Regions from separate parts of the Homo sapiens genome. Here region 2 is linked to region 1. A link is a loop called in an ENCODE intact Hi-C map of the cell type or tissue named here. Cell type or tissue: B cell. All regions are shown on one strand. Links, peaks and the distances in the headings refer to the core of each region. The heading gives the core; the rest is flanking DNA. Region 1 has its middle 41 kb from the start of KCNA5. Region 2 overlaps DYRK4 (dual specificity tyrosine phosphorylation regulated kinase 4).

What was found. A loop is a pair of places that touch in the nucleus more often than their neighbours do. Peaks named below come from ENCODE experiments on the same cell type or tissue, not always from the same donor. Only the 100,000 strongest peaks of a DNase experiment are listed, where the experiment ranks them.
Region 2: a loop joins it to region 1, with 32 times the contacts of the local background. A loop is called at or near these places in 3 of 110 quality-filtered maps.

Annotation. Positions count from the first base shown.
Region 1 is chr12:5,001,866-5,004,784 of GRCh38, reverse strand. No RefSeq gene overlaps it. Among named protein-coding and RNA genes, the nearest start is that of KCNA5, 41 kb to the left of the region's middle. In B cell, for the core only: CTCF peaks have their summits at 1,372 and 1,577 (motif pointing right); a DNase peak (open chromatin) is centred at 1,584; H3K27me3 peaks cover 475 bases.
Region 2 is chr12:4,578,346-4,581,264 of GRCh38, reverse strand. The region is part of intron 2 of DYRK4 (dual specificity tyrosine phosphorylation regulated kinase 4); the gene reads right to left. Among named protein-coding and RNA genes, the nearest start is that of DYRK4, 18 kb to the right of the region's middle. In B cell, for the core only: no CTCF peak of the experiment used is centred there; a DNase peak (open chromatin) is centred at 1,354.

The DNA.
Region 1 (2,919 bases), core at 131-2,630:
CTAACATAGGATGGAAACTAACTGCAAGCCTAACTTAGGAGTATAATTTTATAACAGGTAACTGAGTCTCAGCCAGTCTCAGCAGCTGAGCTTCAGTCAGTTGCAGGGGGCCAACTGATAAGAACATGCTCAAATAAGACAAATGAAGCCATAACCCATCAACTGGTCTCTGCACCTCCCTTCCATTTTCTGTCCATAAATGCTACCTGACCATGTTGCAGCCTGGAGTTCTCTGAACCTATTTGGTCTGAGGACTGACTGATTCATGAATTTTTGTTATTTGCTCAATTAAACTCTATTAAATTTAATCTGTTTAATGTTTTTCTGTTAACATTATTAGACTCCAGGATCCTGGATTCATAAGGGCTAGCCTAGCACTAGGGTCCACAGTGAAACTGGCGGTCACTTCGCTCTCTTTCCTCCACGTAGAAGGTATCTCTCGGTGATGCCCTGCATAGGCTTGGGGGTGTGAGGACACAGGTAATCTGAAGCTGTCCTTCCTACTGCCTTCAATGTGTCTTTTCTTTTTTATTTTATTTCATTTTATTTTATTATTATTATTTCACTTTAAGTTTTAGGGTACATGTGCACAATGTGCAGGTCAGTTACATATGAATACATGTGCCATGCTGGTGTGCTGCACCCATTAACTCGTCATTTAGCATTAGGTATATCTCCTAATGCTATCCCTCCCCCCTCCCCCCACCCCACAACAGTCCCCAGAGTGTGATGTTCCCTTTCCTGTGTCCATGTGTACTCATTGTTCAATTCCCACCTATGAGTGAGAACATGCGGTGTTTGGTTTTTTGTCCTTGTGATAGATTACTGAGAATGATGATTTCCAATTTCATCCATGTCCCTACAAAGGACATGAACTCATTATTTTTATGGCTGCATAGTATTCCATGGTGTATATGTGCCACATTTTCTTAATCCAGTCTATCATTGTTGGACATTTGGGTTGGTTCCAAGTCTTTGCTATTGTGAATAGTGCCGCAAGAAACGTACGTGTGCATGTGTCTTTACAGCAGCATGATTTATAGTCCTTTGGGTATATACCCAGTAATGGGATGGCTGGGTCAAATGGTATTTCTAGTTCTAGATCCCTGAGGAATCGCCACACTGACTAATCAGGTACTGTAATCTATCACCCAGATTCCTGAGCTCTTCTGAAGGTATTTTCGTGCACAGATTGTTGTTCAAATTCATGTTTCAGTGAAGGGGCAAGTGCTGAAAAGTCCTTTTCTGCCATCTTGCCAATGACGTCACTGCCTCATTGCCTGTTTTGATCACTGTCTTGATCTACTTCCTAGAGCCATGCCCACACATAGCAGACACTCCATAAATATTTGTTGAATGAATAAATGAATGAACAAATAAACAGGTGAGTGAAACCCTCTACCCCAGGCCTGGAATGTGTTCTGTGATGACTTCTGTGTGTTGGCCTTGCTTGGGTTTGTGCTGCCTGGTGCTGCTAGGTTTCCAGGTGACCAAATACACACCATCACTCAAAGGCAATTGAATCTGGTTGGCAAGCCTGGCCCGGAGTGGCCAATGCCTTTCCCTCTCTCGCCACTAGAGGACAGAGGCGACCCATGGATTCAGCCAACGCCAGTCAGTTCTGCCACCCGGGCTCCAAAGGCACCTTGGGCTTCCTGATGAACAGAAACTAACTGGCCCTGTTGTGACACCTCTAACTCAGAGGTCGCCACTGAGGTACCAAGTAGAGAAAAGGCATAAAATGCAAGTTCCGTATCCTCACCCAGGGTATGAAGATTGAAACAGGAGTTGTCCTCACTTCCTTGGCTGTCCCTGCAGTGGGGACGCCCAAACTAAGGGCTCCCAGCGCTCTGCGTGTTCTGACCCAGGCAACGTCACCTTTTGGAAAGACAGGCTTGCACCCTGCTCCGCAAAATGAGGAAGGTAAATGTTCCTAACCCAAAAACTGCCTGAAGAAGCAGGCCTGAAGAGTTGAAACAAGAGGAGGGCCTCAGTGCATGCCCAGGAGTGTATGTGAGATACAGGTCAGTCCAGCCAACCTGTCCTGGGTGCTTGCCTACATGTCTCTGCTCAGATGGTCCTCCAGGCACTTCTGCAAAGTGAGTATGATGATTACAAGTTAACACGTTAACTTGTAATGAGTGGTAAACTTGCCCACAGTTACATAGCTGGTGCATGACAAAGCCAGGGCTCTGGCACAGGGTGAACTGGCTTCATGGTTCCTGCAGTTCCCCCCATGGGACCACCAATTATAAGGACACTGGGGCTTTGGAAAATGAGCAAACCCTGGTATTGTGGAAAAGGTAGTGAAGCTCCAGGATGGATCAACACACGTAAAGAACTTCGTTGACTATCACAACTTCTCATTGTATTCTCACAACAAATCTACAAAGAGTGGTGGCTCATTCCCCATTCTGGAGCCGAGGAAAAAAGGCAGGGCCAGATGAAGAAGTGCCTGCCGCGTGCTGACCACAGGCCACTGCATCCCATGACCAGAGGATAAGAGGAGGGGCCACACTGTTCCTCCATCTCCTGATTCCCCTAAAGACCAGCACATGTCCAGGCTCTTCTATTTCTCTGTTACTTCTGTTGCTCTGGTTCCTGCCCTGCAGAGGGGGTGGCCATGACCCCGCTACCCTTCATCCAGCCCTCCAAGATACCCATTAGCCTGCTCCTCTTAGGCCTGATGTGAAAAGTCTGAGATGTAAAAAAAAAACAAGACTGTAACCCTTAAAAAATGTGCACACTCTGCTTCTCTTTTTCAAAGATTTTGGCAAGAATAACATGAGTTTCCATGGGACAAATCACAAGCCTTTTTCTTTTTTTTTTCCCCTCAGCCCCTAACTCATTTCAATTCAATGCAACAGAAATGGACTTGGCTAGGCACCAGCACTGTCCTAGGCCCTAGCAGGGAGCTGC
Region 2 (2,919 bases), core at 312-2,811, 420 kb after region 1:
TTCCCAGTCCCATGTCCCACTTCAGTGTCTTGTCCCTAGGTGCTCTGCCTTCCCCTCTATTCTGTATTCTCATCATGTCAGGCCCTGACCCCCAGCAAGCACAGGCTCTCTCACCTTGGGTATCAAGCTCAGTTTACCCAAGGACCACAGGGGAGTATTATGTCCTGCCCTCTCACACCAAGACCCAAAGGATAATAGGACTGGTCCCTATTTAGGGCTAGTTAGAGCAGAACTCTAGAAGCACTGGCTCATCTTATTACCTTGGACCGAACGCTGGATGTCCTCACCTGGACTGTTCAGGGAAGATAGCAACTGGACTCTCTGCAGGCCTCAGGCCACCCAGCCTTTTCGGAAAGGCACACCTCCATCACACCATCCCGCCTCAGTCATACTTCACAGGCGATTTTCCTGTTTTCTCAGCTGACTCCTCCTTGTCTCTTCCTGTTTCCCATTTAAAAAAAAAAAAATCCCTAAGTGCCTGGTGGTTGGATGGGCAAATGAAGCTCAGCTTCTGTGATATCAGCTCACAACTTCTTCCTTACAGGCTCTGTCATCCCTTCCCAGAGGCCAGAACTACCAGGAGTTAAAAATAAATGCATTCATGCAGGGAGGGGGTGTGACCAGGAGAAAGAAACAAACTCTTTGGGGATTTTCTGCAGAATGCAACTAGTTAGACAATTAGGCTCAGCAGAGCATCACAAAGAACTGGGAGGGAGGGAGGTGGCTGGGCTCCTAAGGGTCCCCAGCTAAGGGATTAAGCTACCCTGGCTGCTACAGACCTTGAACAAATCACAGCATCTCTCCCACTGCCATTTGAAGCTAAGGGTCTGCCCTTTAAGTCCCTTTGCTGTGCATGAGGGAGCCCAGGATGCCTAGATGGGGAGGAGCCGCCTCCAAATCACACCAACAGCCACAGCTGCACCCCTGAGACCCATTAGTGGGACGAACGTGGCCAGCCTCTTGGGAGGACCAGATTTTCATCTCGTTGATGTAGTAGCCTCCCTGGGGTCCTACCCACCAGCTCTGTCCCTAGTAGAGGTGGAAAGAGGAGGCCCTGCCATCCTTGAGGAAGGGCAAGAGCCTGGGGGTCCAGATAGCTGGAGTCAATTTCTAATGCATTCAGTGCAGGGCCTTGGGGAGATACTTTGTTTTCTGGACTTCTGTTAAATGCACCTTGGTAAATCATGATAATGAATGTGACCTTAGGGCATGTGTAGTATAATGCCCTCATTTTACAGATGGAGAAAGGGAGGCAAACATTATCCAAGTGACTTGTCCAAGATAACACAATTAACAGCAGCAAGCCCGTCTAGAACGTAAGCCCTCTAGCGTCATTTTACTGTCTCATGCTGCCACCCAGTGATCTCCTCTGACCTCTTTGTGTTCTGCCAGGAAACCGGGTGACAAGGGATTATAAAGAACTTCCCCTCCAAAGGTCGCTAATTAAAAGTAAGATCATGCTTTTATTCTGATAGTGCCTGAATTCAGCTGACAATAGAGACATTCAGAAAGCAAGCATTTATTCTATAAATTAGACACTAAATTTCCTATAATATAAAGTGGATTTATGCATCATGTAGGAGGGTTTGAGTAGATAATTTCTAAGGCTCTATTTCTATCGATTTAGATAGAATGCCTTTGCATGCTTTTGTATATGTTATTTCTTCTGCCTGAAATGCCCTCCCTCCAGTCCACATGCAGCCTCCTTGCTTAACTCCAGGGGGAGTGATTCATTTAGATGAAAATATGAATAAAGAGCCCTGTAACTCATGCCATGTGACAGTACTAAAGTGACCGGCATGTCAGTGAAGCATGAAATGGTACGCTGGGCATTAGCCAATGGCTTAAGAAAACTTTGTCTAGACTCTCAGAGAACTGTTTCTACCTGCATGAGAGCACTCCCATGCCTCAGTGTCACTTGGCCATTGTGTGTTTTATTTTTTATTTTTATTTATTTATCATTATTATTATCATGATTATTATTATCATTTTGAGACGGCATCTCGCTCTGTCACCAGGCTGGAGTGCAGTGGTACAATCTCGGCTCACTGCAACCTCCGCCTCCCAGGTTCAAATGATTCTCCTGCCTCAGCCTCTCAAGTAGCTGGGACTACAGGGCACGCCACCACGCTCAGCTAATTTTTGTATTTTTAGTAGAGACGGGGTTTCACCATGTTGGCCAGGATGGTCTCAATCTCTTCACCTCATGATCCACCCACCTCGGCCTCCCAAAGTGCTGGAATTACAGGCATGAGCCACTGCACCCGGCCCATTTGCAGTTTATGTCACACTAGACTGTGAAAGAAGGAGATGTGCATGTCTATTTTTGTATCCCAGCACCAAAAACAATGCTTGGCTCTCAATAATCACGTATGGGATGATTTGTAAAAGAGTTCATCAGTCAAGGGTCATTAGGCCTCACAGGATAGAGAAAAGTACACAGACCTCAGAGTCAGACAGATTTTGACTGGCATTCCTATGCTGCCACTCGCTGGCTGTGTGGCCTTGGCAAACCATTCATACTCTCTCAGACTCAGGCTTTTCCACAAAACAAGACTAGTAAAAAGTTAAAAGATACAAGACAACAAGGTGCTGTGGGTGAGAATTAGCAAAAACTATAAACACCAGAATCAGATCACCCCCAATATTTCCAAATAGTTATATTTCCAAATATAATATCCAAGTATTGGAATTATCAGGTAAAACTTATAAATTAACTACGCATAACTTGCTTAAAGAAATTAAAGAGCCTAAAAATGTGAGTAAAGTGTAAGACTCCATGCAAATAACAGAACAGATTTAAAAATGAACAAATTAGAATTTTCAAAACTAAAAAATATAACAGTTGAAATTAAAAACCAAATGAATGGGCTTAATAACATATTATACATAGCCAGAGGGAGTATGAATGAACTGGAA